Regions from separate parts of the Homo sapiens genome. Here region 1 is linked to region 2. A link is a loop called in an ENCODE intact Hi-C map of the cell type or tissue named here. Cell type or tissue: heart left ventricle. All regions are shown on one strand. Each heading gives the region's core, and the rest is flanking DNA. Links, peaks and the distances in the headings are about the cores only.

Region 1 (8,342 bases), core at 310-8,309, 65 kb after region 2:
ATGAGCCAGTCCCACAGAGAGCTGAGGACTGTAGGTCTCTCTTAAGTACTGGGGTGTATGGAAATAAGAAAGATATCACCTCAGTAAAAGGGCTGTATTTTAATTCTTATTAAAGTAACTAAGATTTCCTTACATTTATTCAGTCAACAAATACATATTGAATGCTTACTACATGCCAGGTACTAGTCTTAGTGCTATGGATACAATAATTAACAAACTGGACAAGGTGTCTGCCTTCATGGAATACATATTTTGGTGGGGAAGGCATATAATACAGAGATACATGCCCACCCATTTAATAGACTATTTCAGAGCAGTTTTGGGTTCACAGAAAAATGTAGTGGAAAGTGCAGGGAGTTCCCACACACCCTCCTCCCCCCACCCCCTCCACACACAATCTCTCCCACTACCAACATACCACACCAGAGTGGTGCCTTTGTTACAATCAATAAACCTACAATGACACATCAGTTTCACTCAAAGTCCACAGCTGATATTAGGGGTCACTCTTGTACAGCCTATGAGTTTTAACGAATGTATAATGGCATCTATCCACCATGGTAGCATCATACGGAATAGCTTCGCTACCTCTGTGCTCGTCCTTCCCTCCCCCCAACCTGTGGAAACCACGGACTTATACTGTCTCTATAATTTTGCCTTTTCCAGAATGTTGTATAGTTGGAGTCATGCAGCATGTAGCCTTTTCGGATTGGCTTCTTTCACTCAGCAATATGCATTTAAATTGAAATTCCCTCCGTGTCTTTTCATGGCTTAATAGGTCATTTCTTTTTAGTGCTGAATAATATTCCATTGCCTGCATGTACTGCAGTTTATTTATTCGTTTGCCTACTGAAGGAAATCTCGGTTGCTTCCAAATTTTGGCAGTGATGAATAATGCTACTATAAACATACATGTACAGGGATTTGTATGGACATAAGTTTTCCAACCCTTTGGGTAAATATAAGAGGACACAATTGCTGAATCCTATGGTAAGCATATGTTTAGTTTTGCAAGATACTGCCAACCTGTCTTCTAAAGTGGCTGTACCATTTTGCAGTGAAAGAGAGTTCCCATTGCTCCACATCCTTGCCAGCATTTGGTGTTATCACTGGTTTCAGTTTTCACCATTATAATAGGTGTGTAACCAAAGATGCTCCAATTCGTCTTAGTTAGTAGTATGAAGGGCCTTATGTGGTGCAGGTCAGTGCTTCTTGAAAATAGCCACCTTTTCAGACCTGTCGTAGGTCAGTGCCTTTGGTTACAATGGATGTGACATATGAGACTTGGTGACCCTGAAGTGGATTGAGCAACAATATCCTTATTCTGTGGGAATATTCCAACTTGTAAAGCAGCCCAGAGGCATAGGGTGAATTCTTTTCCAGGTGACCAGAACTTCTAGACTTGCACATTAGGCTGGGGTCCTCCAGATCCAGGATTGTTGTCCTTCATTTGCTCTGGCTTAACTAACAAGCAGAATGCTGAGATTGTCCTTTAACATAGGGTCACAGAGAGGAAGAAGAAGACGAACAGCAGAAGTATGGAAGGGGATGGTGGTGAGCGGTGGTGAGATGTTGGCAGTTGGCTGTGGAAGTGTGGAGCCACTAGTATTTGGGGGAAACAGCAACCCTGGTGTGGCTGTCAGCATATGGCTCTCGTCTTGCTGGGTCTTAGGGGATACCACCACTGTCCCTAAACCAAGGAGCGAGTTGCCCTAGGGGCTTCACTGGTTTTGTACCATCTTTTCCTCTTTTCTTTCCCTGGACTTGGTTTATGAGAAGTATTCAAAGGTGGTAGGCCAAGGGCCCCAAAAGAGTAGGGGAATCCACAAAGAGCCATAGAGTGCTGGAAAAGAAGAAATCTGAAGGCAAAGGAGAGTGGGGTCATGCATCTTCTGTGTCCCTGTCCTTGGGGTCCTGGTTTGAGTCCACCCATTCATCACTTATGCTTCTACATGTCCCTGCATATGCAGCCACCATATGACTGGGGCCAAAATCGCTACACTTCCTAAAGTAGTAACCCACAAAATTATAGTCTCTGCGGAAAAATAATTAGAGCTGTAAAGCTCATAAATATACATCCTTCCTTCCACTTGGCTAGCAAACAGCCATACGACCAAGAAACTGAGGGGCTGCCAATTCTGCCTCTGCCGCTGATATCTGCTTATTCTTCTACCCAGGCACAAACTGCTTAGCACCAACGGCAGGAAATCTGCTCTGCCAGGGCTGGTTCTCAGCAGAGCTGTGGGGTGGCCTCCTGACTATACCTGCCATCAGCAGACAGGGCCAAACAAAGGGAACCACAGTCAAAACTTCCTTATTTGTTCCTTTTCATTCTTCCTATCTTGAATGCATTCCAGAAAAGAGAATTACATCTCTATGTATCCCGTAAAGAAAATTTTCTATTGTCATATGTAGTATGAAATTATGTTACTTGATTTCTCATTTATATGTTTGTCTTTCTTTCTCACTAAAATGCAGGCTCCAAAAAGGCATGGAGTGTGATTTATTTACCACTATATCCCCAACACTTGAATAAGTGCTTAGTGAATAGTTGTCAAGTAAATGAAAGCATAGAAATTGAAATGCTTATGTTATTAGAAGAATAGAAAAAGAAAAAAGTAAAAGTAACAGTTATAGGGTGTGAACTGTGTGTCAGGCACATGCCCAGCACTTTACATTGGATGGTCTCTGTTAATCCTCTTTAGTCTTTGTGATTACAAGTAGATACTGTTAACACCCTCATTTTGCTAAATTACAATGATTGCAGCAAAGGCAAGCACACACATTAGTCACTGTTTCTTCTGAAAAGTCAAACAATAGATGACTCCTGAGATTTGGGTAGTGGCTGAAAAACTATAGCACTTAGCCTGGATCCCTGAATTGATACAGTCTGCATCACATGGAGTTAAAGGGTTTTCCCATCTGACATATCAAGGGGTCTTGGAACACCCAGCATTATTTCCAAGGAGTCTCCTAGAGGATCCTGCCAAGCCTGACTAGGTCACACTCTGGAGGGGGAAATTCTGGGGAACCTTCCTGATGTTTTTGAGGGGTTCCTATTGTCATATGTGGACCTTCTGGACCTATGAGTTGTCATCATGGTCCAGTCTGAGCCTACTGCAGGGAAGGGGCTGTCTCGATTCTGAGTGTTGTCCATGTAGCACTTTTCCTAGTGCCCACAGTTTGGTGGTGGTTCCCCAGCCTCACTGTAAAGGAAAACAAGCATTTTGTTTTGCAAGGCCATCTGCTGCATAAACAAACCTACTAAGTACACAGATCATGACTTATCCCTTTGACGAAGTGTAGGCTGATGGTATTAATCACCATCCATGTTCCTCAACAGTTGGGTAGAGCCTTCTGTGTTGACACTCCACCATCATATGGTAGGATAAATGGAGACCCACAAGGGCACATCGCCACCCTGGTGCACATGGAGAGCTAGGCCTGCAATCTGAAGTGAAGAAAGTGGGTGACACATTTCTTTCTTCTGCTGCTGCTTCAGAAGGGAACATAGTACCTCTAGGAGGGTTGGAGTGCCCTGGCAGTTTAGCCTAAAACATTCCTCAGCTTCTTGAGGGGTTGGGAGTTGAGGGACCATTCTTTACTTATTAATGTATTTATATTCTGGTTCCTTCCACAAAGATTGAAGTGGCAAATTTGCAAGGAAAAGATAGATGTATTAAAAAATCTAATATACTTTCTATCTTGAAGGCCAGGAGCCTAAGATTATTCATGTTGCTTTATTTAAACTTGGGGTGGGTCATGTGTTTTTCTTTCTAGAATTTAATTTGAAATACTCTTGAAACAAAGTTGGCTAGACCTGGGAATTCAGATTGCCCTAGAGCTGTGCTGTCAGGTACAATAGCCATGAGTGGCTATTTAAATTTGAATTAATTAAAATTCAATAAAATTTAAAAGTCAGTTCTTCAGTCACACTAGCCGCATTTCAAAGATGTAATAACCACATGTAGCTACTGTATTGGACAGCACAGATAAAGAGCATTTTCATCATCATGGAAAGTTCTCTTGGACAGCATGGCCCTAGAGGGTATCCTTCTATTATCATATTTACTCATGTAATTCCTTTCTCCTCTAACCTTCCCCACTCCCTTTCTAGTTTGGAAACGAAATCCAAAGCTTTATGGGGCTGCTTTATCATCATTAGCAAAAGGGACCGTGAACTCTTTAACCTGTCATCACAGAGACACTAGTGACTCCGTGACTAAAAGAAAAAGAAAAAGCCTTCTAAGAATGAATGAATGTGAAGAAACTCATGCATGATATTAGAGGCAAAAACAGAAGATAAATGTATAAAACGTTTCAGTTTTGTGGGTATATAGCTGGCCATTTCTGAATCATGGAAATAAAAAATAATTTTTGCCTTCTTTGTTTATACTAGTCTGCATTTTCTAGTTTATAATTAGCCTCAAATATTCTTATAATTAGAACAAGTTTGTTTTTAGGAGGGGGAAAAAAAACTTCCCAAAACTGAGAGAAGGAGGAATGATTCTCCTTGACCTTTGGGAACTGCAGTTTAGGTGGAATACATTTATCTGCAAGTTCCTCCACTCCTCCATTCTTGAAGGCAAAATAACTTTTAAAGTAGAGGGGTGATTCTGAAATTAAATGTATAATAACAACTAACATTTATTGCCAACTTACATTTATATGTATGTTCTTATGCTACTATAAATGCATGTGTTCTCACTCCAGCTGTGTTATCAATCCTCAAAGACAAGGATGATGTCTTACATTTCTTTGGTTTCAGCAATAGCACCCTAACCAGCACTTGATAGCCACTATTGACTGACGGACAGATTGGCTGACCTTGCCACCACTCTCAGGTTTTACGCCCACAAAATGTGTTAACATCTTGCCTCATTTTGCTTTGGGTCCGAGAAGTAGTGTTATTTCCAAATTTGCTATGTGAAATCCAACCGCTGGAATGCAGGAGCCATTCATCAGAAAATGAGTTAGGCCTTCTCTGGATTTGTGTGTGTGGCAAGACCCTAACGGAATTTTTTAAAAAGTGTTGGTTTGTGAAAATAGTGCTGGGAAGAGAATATATGAAAACCATCCACACCAGTGTATTTGGCATCTCTAGTAACTGGCTACTTGGAGAGATTTAATAAAGAGGATTTTCTTTTCTTGAGTTGGCTGTTAGAGTGATAAAACATGCTTGTGGGGCCATTCTGGTTTTGACAGTTTCCTGTGTCAGCCAAGACACCCACAGGCAGGAATTAGAGTCTACTCTGTCCTCCTCGCTCAGATCCAGACTAGGAGATGAAGCCCAGAATGTTGGATTTGATATTTAACTTTTCTAGGTGTATTTTGCCACATCACAAACCTTTTATACTCTCATATATCACAACACTTGAATATAGACTAAAGCATTTGACACTTCTGTTCCCTCTTAGTAAAATGAGAGAAGATAGGAAAGGGTGAATAAATTGGTTTTCATGAAAGGCCAGTGAAAGTCTCTATCATTGTCCCCGAATGATTAATGTCCCTATTTGTGAAGTTGTGGGAGTTTAGTGAAAAAATCTTTTCTTGGAAGGTTGATATTACGCTGAGGAGTGCTATCAGGAAATTTATGGGTGACAAATATGAGGAGAGTTTGCATAAAGATATAGATAGCAAATATTGTCTATTTTGCTCAGGAGAGATTACATTCTAGTAGACCAACCATGGCGGTTTATGCTAACGTTTTCCTCCTGATGATACTGCCATATTTGCCTGTGCCTGGCCTCCAGGTATCAAAGTCAAGATCAGTCCAAGGAACTACTGAAACTATACATCTCCACATTCCAGGTTCCCTCAAACCACTCAGACATGTTGCTGTTTGGAGCCCCCAATAGGGTAAATGAAGAAATTAGTCTGTGTGTCAATTAGTGCAGGATTGAGGAGCCATGAGCAAGAAGAGGTATACAGCTCAGGTCTTCAAAAGGCCAAAACTGTTGAAGATTCCACCTAGGAACAGCGGGTATGCCACATACCTGCTGCTTTGTCCTTTCTTACATTGGTTATTGTTAAATAACTTACTTGTTCTTTTTGGAAATTTTATTTTCCTCAATAAACTTTTATTTTTAAGAAATACAGTCATTATAAAATAATTTTATTTTTTATTTAGCAAACATATATACTATGTAATTTATATTATTAAATTATATATTATATAAATGCTAATTATAAAATTGTATAATATGTAAGTATTAACTCATTTAATCTTTATAACGCAGTATGATGTAATTACTATTATTAACCTGATTTTACAAATTGGAAAACTGAGGCACCAAGAAGCTAAGTAATTTGCCAAGACTACACAGTTGGTAAGTAGTTGAGCTAGGATTTGAACCCCAGGATCCAGAGTACTTGCTCTTCACTATTGCTAAAATTTAGAAAAAATATACAGGCAAAAAAAAAATACCCAAAGACAACTATAGATATGGTAACTTGCCATCTTTATTCTGTAACATAGGCATCCATACAACTGATCCTAGGCTTTGTATTCAATTTTGTATCATGCTTTTTGAAACATGAACCTTATAATGGTCTTTCCATGTTGTTAAAAGCTTATTATAAATATTGTTTTAATACCTATTTAAAATTCCCATCACATAAATGTACCACTGTTTGCTTAGACATTCTCTTATGGTTGGCCATTTTGGCTCTTCAGTTTTCTGTTTTGATCACTAGCGCTGCAATCTCTGTCCCTGTGCAGAATTTCTTAATGTTCTTCAGAATATATTTTCAGGATACTTTATCAGAAGTGTATTTCCTTAATCCAATAGTCTGAACACTTTTAGGGTTCTAGATACAGGTTGTCAAACTGTTTTCCAAAAGGCTTGTACTCTCTTGCAATGTCTACAACATTACATAGAAATGCCTTCTTCATTCACACTTCAGTGTTGAGAATGATTTTTAGGAATCTTTGCCAATGTGATAGGTAGAATGTGACATTTTATCATTGTTTTGATTTGTATTTCTTTGTGGGCTTGAGAGTTTACAGTTTGCTCATATTGGATGATCAATTATATGAGTATTTATGAGTGGTCTGTTTGGGTTCTTTGCCTGCCTGTCTATTGAAACCATGCCTTTGGGCATCAAAAGGGAAAAAGACAATAGCTTTCCATTCTTTCTTCTTCTGGCTTGACGTGGAATTTCCTTAGGTATTTTCCTAGTCTATACTAATAACAAGCATTTAATCTTCTTCCAAACCGTATGTGGATTTTTCTTTTGATTCTATATAAAGTGCACTCTAGTCTGCTTATAAAGGATATTATTTTGTTTTCTACTATGAATATGCCCTGTCCATAAATCTGCATTTGATCTATCTTGGATGATAGACTCCTAGAGGGCCAGTATGTATCTTTATGGACGGTTAAGACATTCTTTGGCAATATTCATAACAACCATAGAATAGGCCTCCCAGTGTCCCAGCAAGGGTGATCTGAGCAGTTACACAGGCTACATTGTGGGTCCTAATGGGAAATGAGAAGGGTTGAGAGCATAGTAGGTTGGATGTATCAGTTCACCCTGGTTTTACTTAAAGAGAGCTAAGAAGAAACTTAAATAGCACCTTCCCTCTCTTTTGATAGGTGGTTCATTTCTTTAATAAGGGATGAAGCCTTCCAATCTCAAGAAGAGGCAGTTCTAGTAGAGGAAGGCACACAGGAATAAGGGTCCAAAGTCCATGGGTTTGTTCTGCATTCTCCATTATTTAGTGTTTGTGGAAGAAATCCTGGGGTACTTCCTCTATTAATCCCTTTTTTTCCATCAAAACCAGAATAGTGATATCAATAATAACTGACACTTATAAAGTGCTTTAAAACGTTAGAGATGGACTTCCTTATCCAATGACTCACTTAATCTTCACAATAGCCCAGTGAAGTACACAATGACATTCACATTTTACGGTTGAGGAGACAGACACAAGGAAATGTAGAGAGTTAACAGCAGAGCCACAATGCTCCCTCCAATAATGTACGGAACTAAGATTTCATTATTATATTTTCAGAAGCATATTATACTCCAAGAAAATAATCTGTTGACTTAAATGTATTATGAGGCAAGGAGAAAGAAGAAAAAAGTAAGCCATCATGAAAGGAGTGGAGGATCATAGAGAAGAACCACATGGGACCCCAAGGAAAACTACATTGAATGGAAAAAAAATTGAAAGGAATAGATGAAATAAGATTATCAAAAGGTTGATGATTATTTTCAAATATTACTCTTTTCTCATATTTTTTCTTTTTTGGAGTTTTGTGTTGTATTTTCTAACATTTTCATAACATTATTCACTTCCAGTTTTTCCATTTACTGCAAAGATCAACAATAGAAAT
Region 2 (8,342 bases), core at 88-8,087:
AGGCTTCTTAGAAAATTGCCAAGATATTTTATGATGACAACAAGCTACAAAACATGACATATTCATCCCTGCATAAGTTGGAACTTACCTTCCCAGTATCTCCAAGTCCAATGACTTGCAGACATTCCTAGCATTTGTAGGTATCCTCTCCTCCTGTGACTTTTCCTAGTATCTGCTAACTAGATGCCCAAAGTCACTACTTCAGAAAGATCTTTATTCGTCACAGTTGATCAAGGAAGATGAGATAGTAAGGTTTCTGTTCCTATATTTAAAAATGCTAGGTTTTTATAATTCGCTGTTTCCACAGTTCATTTCCTCTTTCCATAAACAGAAAACTATTAGTTTCTCCTCATAAAAATTCTTAGAGACTAGTGGTTCCAAGAGTGAAATCCCAAGACCAGTAGAAGCATCATCACCTGGGAACTTAGAAACGCATCGCAGACCTACTGAATGAGCAGCTCTGGGGTGGGGCGCTGCAGGTGATTCTGATACATCCCCAAGATTGGGAACCACAAGTAAAGACCCTCCCTCCTGTCACTGAAAAATTTCCCTCTATCTTCTTTAACTATTCCTGACAGCTAAGAAGATGTTGGTAAAATATACATTATGCAGTTTTTTAAATAAATAGTTGGGCTTCTTATTCCAAATATAAAACTATGTTACATTGAAAGACACCCCTCCCAAGAGATTCTGCTATGTGCCTCCTGCCTCACCCTTTAGATCATTCCTGTACTAGAGAATGTTTAAAAACCTTAAGGGATCTGAAAGCCCCTTTCCTGGTCTGAAGATCTGTGAGGGACACTACACTTCCATATCATGACTGCGTTTCTATGCATACGGCTCTCCTTTGGAAATTTTACTTAAGGTTCCTAAGCTTGTTCAATTTAAGAAGCCCTTTCTAGAACCATGCCTAATCCCAGAGAAAACCAAATTAACTCTCACCACAAAGTTGTATGGACTCACACTGTTGGAAAACATGAATATTTAGTGAAGCTAAGAAAGAATTGCCCGTCTTTGATGCCAGAAGTAACCCTAGCCGTGAAATTCCTTGCAAAGACCTCGTTGGTACGGGTAACTATAAAACCCTAGAGTAGTTGGTAATAGAAAGCAGAAAAGCATCCATGTCTGCCCTTGGTAAAACATGTGGACCCCAGATCATATTTTAATGATAGAAGATAAATTAAAAGTGATCACCAGAACTCATTCCAAGCCTTGAATTTTTTTTTCCAGTTTTTCTTACACGGCATGTATTAGGTTAGTACAAAAATAACAAACATACCTTCCAAAGGTCCTGAAAGAGTTAGTTAGGCACTAATACAGAGAGTCCTGGTCAGAGACTGGAATGTGCCACAGCTGAGGAAATTACAACAAAGTGATGTCTCAGTCACTACCTGTGTTAAATGTCCCTTCCCTGTATTTAGGGTCACTGTGCCACTTTCATATCCTTGGGCTAAGACCTGGACATGCATTTGTCTCTTTATGAAGCTTTCTGAGACCCAAGAAATACTTCTCTCTAAACAGTAACTTACTGTTGTATGTGTGTGTTTGTCTTTCTTTCTGATCAGAATTTGGTCATCGTCATTGCCAGTGGTGTGCTGGTAATGTATAGCAACCAGCTCTTTAGATGGAAAAAGCCTGTTTGTAGAATTGCCAATTTCCATGGTGTAAATACTTCACTATGACCGATTTCAAGCTATCAGTCTATCATCATTGCATGGAAAGTTTGGAAAAGACGCACAAAATTGACACCTCAGATTGGTGCGAGCCAGCTTTGGCACATCATTTGAATGTAGAAAATTTGGAAAGTGTTAAGCGCGTGCCTAATTGAAGAGACTACCCAGACAGGCTAAGTGTGAGCAACAAGGCTGTTTATTCACTCCGGTGCGAGCGGGCTGAGTCTGAAAAGGGAGTCAGCGAAGGGCGGTGGGAGTGGAACTGGTTTTATAGGTTTGGGATAGGTAGTGGAAGGTTACAGTTGGGGCAGTCTTTTCGGGCAGGGGAAGAATGTCACAAGGTGCGTAGTCACGAGGTGGAGGGAGTTCACATGGCAGGATATCACAAGGCCGATTGATTATTTAGGGTAGGGCAGGAACATATCACAATGGTGGAATGTTGCAAGTTCGGTTAATCAGTTAAGGCAGGAGCTAGCTGTTTCTTCTTCTTTAGTGGTTCTCCTGTTGCTCAAAGCTTTGTGACTCCAGGAGGCCTGGACCTGTGTGTCGCAGGGGTCACAATGGCTCAACCGTGGTGTGGCCCGTTCAGAGGACCTTACAGAAAGCAGAAGAAAGGACTTTAAAAAAGGGAAGGAAATAAATTCATAATAGTACTACTGAAAGCAAAAATCAGTTGTAATGTTCAATTATATTACTTTCTGATATTTTGTCTGTGTATTTTTATGTAATTATCATTTTGTATATATATAAAACTTTGAGTTTTGCTTTTATGTTCATGAATACCATTTTAATGGTTGCATAATAGTCCATCAAATTGAGGTAAAATCATTGATTAGCCCTATTTGTGGACATTTAAGACATTTTAAGTTACATTTTCTGATTAGGTATTGCTATAAATAATGCTATTTGTTTTATATATATATGTGTATATTTTGGGGGGGGTACAAATCTTCTTTAACACCTCTGGCTATTTCCTTAAGACAAGTTCTAGAATCAAATTATTTCAATTATGGACCTTGAAAAAATATTCCCACATACCATCTAGACTGTTTGTACCAATATTCACTCCTATGAACATTGTTGAACAATGCCTCTCTCACTGTACCTTCATTACTGTTTTTTTTTAAGTTTTTGATAATTCAGCAAGTAAAAAGACGTTTTAACATTGCACTTCTTTGCAAGTGTGCAAACATTTTTCACGCTTATTATCATTTCTGTTTCTCCTTTTTTTTTTTTTTTTAACAGTTTCTGTTCAAGTCAAGGCTTTATCCAACGTCTCCTTCCCATTTCCACCTCCCCACCTTTTATCTCTGGTTTCATCTTCTATTTCTCTTCCCCAGGCCCCAGGCTCACCCTGCTTGACTCTTACTTCTCCGCACAACCACAGGGTAGGCAGGTTCTTCCCCCATAGGTCTGTACGGCTTATTCCTCACTTCTTTCAAAGCTTTTTATAAATGCCATCTTCAAGAGGCTTTCCTTGATCTCCTATCTAAAGCTGCCACCCCTTATTCCTACTCACTGTCTCGCTTCTCCGCATCACTTTTCTCCATAGCATTTATCACCATCTGAGGTTGTATATGTTTTATTTGTTCATCATCTGCTTCCCCATCTAGAGTCTAACTTTGACAAAAGCAGTCAGTATTCCTAGGGTCTAGAGAAGTATGTAACAAACACTTAATAAATATTTGTTGACTGCATAAGCATACTCTAGCTCTATATCTAAAGGTTTAGTCTTGTCTTTATAAAATCCATTTATACACACACTCTTTAAATACCAAAGATGATTACCATTTGCAATATTTGTAACAAATACATTTCTAGATTGCTTTTAAGGTATTATGTTTTTGTACAAGCAGAACGTTAATATTTTTATGTCACTAAATCTTACATTGTTTTTTTTTTCCATTTCAATTACACTTAAAAAATTCTTATTCATTAAAAGATCAGATAACTTTTCACCTAGTTTATTTTAGCATTTTTTATTGTTTGATTTTTTTTTTACATGTAACTCTTTAATGTATAAGATCTAAATTGTTCTGTTTTTATGTAACTGACTGTTGGAGTTTTGTTACTGTTAATCACATTGTTTTATCTTTGAATCATGCCATAATATATTAAAATTTAACTTGAGTATTTTCCTTTCATGGAAAATCTATAGGAGTTAAATCTCAATGGGCATTTCTTAATCATCTCTGGGATGTTTTCATGACAGTGTTTCTATTTTAAAAGCACTTTCCAAGATGGACTAAATCTACTTGAGTTTGTTGTTGTTATCGTTACAAGTTCTGATAAGATACGGAGCAAATAAAAGGAAGTATAATAGGAAGTTGAGTTGCCAGAAGTGGAAATATCAAGGACTGAAGTCAAATCCGCCTCTAGCCACATTTTTCCAGAAGCTCTTGCCAGGTGTTATTAGGATTGGAGAACTGATCCTTTTATTGACACTCTGTTAAGCTCTGTGCCTTACCCGTAGTTGCTGCTTGATAAATTTTTGTGGGCTGAGTTGCACTGATAGAGCATGATGCCTTCCCAGGAAAATATTCCAAGGACCGGCTCTCCTTATCGATGTCTCTTCCGTTTTGTCCTCTTAGTTGCGGTCCAGCACAGAGCTCCATCCAGACCTGCTCACAGATTGCCTCACCGTGCAGTCCCTGCAGCCGGCCACTTCCCCTAGAGATGCTGCTGCTGAAGGGACCGTGGGACGCTCCCCTGGACCCGGGCCTGACCTCTATTCAGGTAAAGACAGCAAAGGCAGAGCCAACCACAACTACCCTTTTTTAGGCCTTTTACTCTGGTTAAAAGGAATGCTCACGTGAGAAAAATTTTCCTAAGATCGTCTGTGTTGTTCTTTATCAATGGGCTGCAAATTGCTCTCCACCCCTTCTGATTCCTGAGCTGGGTGTGGCAGCAGATTGTTTTTTCTCATAAAGAAATAAAATAAAATAATGCATTACCTCTTTTAGTTATGGACTTCTGCCAGAAATTCAGTGTACCCAACCCTCGCAGTTATGTTACATTTACTCACTTGATTTAGACTCGAAGGAAATGTTTCCTCCTTAAGCAGGTAGCAGGCTGCGTGTGGATTTCTTAATGAAACAGTTGTTGTCATCTTTATGTTTTAAAAGGAAGCCCCAGGTCTCTAAGGAAATTTTCACATCAGCAAACCAACTTATAAGAATGTTCATTCATGTTTGCCAACCATTGTGGGAAAGGAGATGGGATGACACTCCCAGACCACCTTCCATCTGCCTAGGTTTGAATAATAGGTGACTATATTTGGAAAATTACATGTATGTAGTAAAAAACAAAAAAAATAAGAAAAGATTAATATACCATAAGGAAGTTATTTTTCTTTTACTCAGCCTGGATTTTTATGCATTTTCTACTCTCTGTAATGGTGATATACTTATGCAAACATAATTAGTGATTGTCCTTACATATGGAACACTCTTACAGTCATGCTATGAAGATGAGAAAAAAGATTTACCAGCTCCACATTCCAGACAATGAGAATTTTCTATTTTCTGTGGGTTGCAGATACTACCCCCACCCCCATCTGATTCCAGAGCCAGGTTTGGCAGCAGACTGTTTTTTTCTTTCGAAAAGTATGAATAAGCCATTAGAATTTAAAATTTACAGATGCATTGCAGTGGAATGGGAGAAAGACATCCTTGTACAACGTTTTAAATTTGACAGTTCTCAGTTGATTCAGATGCAGAGAGAAAGGGCAGTAAGCAAGTATTGCAAGAGCATCAGTCATCAAAACTGGGCCTTAATCATGGCCCATTGGACCTTTATCAGTTGCTTTAAGCACTTACTGTTGGGGACAACATAGCCTCTGCTTTTTGAGACACAGGGAGATGAGACGAAGAAGGGTTGACCAAACTTACAGAGGTTTCAGGTACAGGTTCATATACAGACATCAAATATATCAATGTGCAGTGTTACCAACACATACATAAATATTTTGTATTAAATATATATATATATATGAAAAACCATGACTAGCTTTTGTTTTTGTGTGTCTGATTTGTTCAGTATTTGATATATGAACATTTATTTCAGCACATTAAATTAGCAAACAATTTTAAACAGCCTATAAAGCATTCCCCTACTACTTCAGTTCATTAATCTATGATCTTACTAAGACCTGGAACCCAATAGTCAACAGTCAACACTAACCAGAAGTGATTGAAAAATGGCCTAACATACAATATAAATGGTTTCTAGTGATGGGCTAGTCTGGCTGTATTTAATCCTCTCAGAAATGGGTTTGGGAAGCAATGCTATCCATATCTATGGAAAACATTAGCACCTTTGTTGTATGTAGCATACAGCATATGGCTCATTTTCGAAACTGTCACATTTGTCTTGGTGTCTGTTTTTATATGTCTGGTAGTGTTTTTAAAGCTTTAGAGTTTTAAATATTTTAAGGTTCAGCTTGAAATGTTTTTGTCATTCCAAGCAAATGTCCACTTTTTGTCCATGACTCTATTCTATATTCGGTCCTCAAAAAGATTTTGAGCTCTGGAATTAGAGCCTCCGGCTGTGGTAGGTTTGCCTCCTAAGGGGCAAGGATACCTAAGTTGCTCCAGCCATCAGTGGAGTGTCTTCAGGTTGACCCACATTTTCCGTAACTCTTGAGAACACTTGAAACATGCAGATGATCATGTTGCTCAACTTTGTTCCCAGAATTTTACTTCTCCAGGTACCTTATGACTGTGAAAGTTTACCCTCTCTACTTCTTTTTTTTTTTAATTGAGATGGGAGTCTCACTCTGTCAACCAGGCTGGACTGCAGTGGCACCATCTCAGCTCACTGCAACCTCTACCTCCCAGGTTCAAGCAATTCTCCTGCCTCAGCCTCCCTAGCAGCTGGGACTACAGGTGTGCACCACCACACCTGGGTAGTTTTTTGTATTTTTAGTAGAGACTGGATTTCACCATGTTGGCCAGGCTGGTCTCAAACTCCTGACCTCAGGTGATCCACCCACCTCGGCCTCCAAAAGTGCTGGGATTACAGGCATGAGCCACTGTGCTCGGGCCCTACTTCTTTCCTTATTCCTCCTTCCCTCAGGTATGATTTTGCTTTCTAACTTTCTTCCTTTTAAAAAAATGTTACGCCTTTTGTTTTGCAGAGTAGGCAACAAACCAAGAGGCAGAACCAGGCAGGGGAAAAAATTACAAAACAAAAATTTAAGCCTTTCTTTTAAAGTTCTAGAAATGTGCTTGTGTGGAGTGCATATTAACATCCACTGCAAACCTTCGCCCTAGATCTATGGAAAGAAGCCAAACCATGAAAAATGCCAAAGGTGCAAAAGGAAACTTCATCAATTAGTTAAATGTAAAATCTGAAGTGTTAAGACAATTTGATGAAGATTAAGACTTGGCTAAATAGCAAAAGTACTTGGAGTTATTCCCTTTTATGTTCTATTATACAAAATCAAGAAAATATTTGTTTAATGATTGTCAGGCACTTCTACCTTTAAGTGCTAGTAAATTAATTTATCACAAAAATATTTTGATGGAAACCCGTTGAGTATGTATGAGCATAGAATAGGAGGCAGTTAAATTTGGCATTGAGCACCATAATCTTTCAGAAGCCACAACGATTGAGGACTTGTGGTGTGAAGAAGTCATAGTTTTGCAATGGAAATTCTGGTCAAGTATATGATGCTTTATAACATTCTAAGAGAAGGATACTTTGCACAGCATGAAGATGAACAGGGAAGATGGCAGTTCTGGAACATACAAGTCTTGCACTTCTCCTGAAGTGTTGCCTTCCCTCATTGAAACAAACTTTTCAGGTTGAAAAGAAAGACAGAGCTTGATTGGAAAGGATTGCCTGAAAATACTTTTATTTCTGTGAAAGATAATAGCGTCCCAGGTTAAAGCAGCCAAATATCACTTGAGGCCATGCTGAGGATGACTTTCATAAAATTAAGGTGTTTACTTGTCTACTATTCTGAAAATCCCAGGCCTCCCCAAGCCTGCTCCTGAGCTCACCTGAGAGCAGTGTTGTAACCTAACAAACAGGAAGGCCAAGGCAGCAATAAGCAGGCCTCAAGGATGGCTCATTTATATTTTTTGCCCTTTTGTTCAAAGGTTCTGTGTTCCATATAATAATGCCCCAGGCCAGGCCTGTAAATTTAGATGATTTATCTGATAGTCTAAGAGGGACTATTTCATAGCCTGTTGATCGAAGTGTGAATGCCACTTTCAAGGCTTAGTGCTTGTATATCTTCTGGTGAACACCTGTGATGAACTAATGATATATAGAAGCCCATATTTGGTGAGTCTGAGATATCATGGACAGTGTGGAACAGTGCCTGGTCTTGGCAGGGAGTCCATTTATTAACAGTGAATGCTGTATGGAAGATGATCTGTCCCATGAATGACCACAAAAATTATGGCTCCTTTCAAACCGAAGCTGTACTACAGATTCAGTAAAACATGACCTTAGCAAATGACCTAAGCCATGAAGACATCATAGAGGCCAGTGTGGTTGAGATGTTTGAGTCCCACAGAAACTACTCATCAAGGATGAGCTAACACAGCTGGAACAAGAGAAATCTACGAGAAGAAGGGAATTTTATTGATTCCAATTGTACTGGGTTATAAAATAATTGTTATGTTTAGAGCTTACAATTCCTGTTGAATTATCCAAATT

The links. Peaks named below come from ENCODE experiments on the same cell type or tissue, not always from the same donor. Only the 100,000 strongest peaks of a DNase experiment are listed, where the experiment ranks them.
Region 1: it touches region 2 in a loop (2.0-fold over the local background); 4 of 110 quality-filtered maps call a loop at or near these places.

Annotation. Positions count from the first base shown.
Region 1 is chr9:3,830,039-3,838,380 of GRCh38, reverse strand. All of the region lies in intron 9 of GLIS3 (GLIS family zinc finger 3), which reads left to right. Among named protein-coding and RNA genes, the nearest start is that of GLIS3-AS1, 64 kb to the left of the region's middle. In heart left ventricle, for the core only: no CTCF peak of the experiment used is centred there; no DNase peak of the experiment used is centred there.
Region 2 is chr9:3,894,758-3,903,099 of GRCh38, reverse strand. It overlaps GLIS3 (GLIS family zinc finger 3), which reads left to right. Exons shown (of 11, transcript NM_001042413.2): 7 at 4,265-4,409. It overlaps GLIS3-AS1 (GLIS3 antisense RNA 1), which reads right to left and starts at 4,454. Exons shown (of 2, transcript NR_026663.1): 1 at 4,141-4,454; 2 at 1,852-2,267. In heart left ventricle, for the core only: no CTCF peak of the experiment used is centred there; a DNase peak (open chromatin) is centred at 4,359.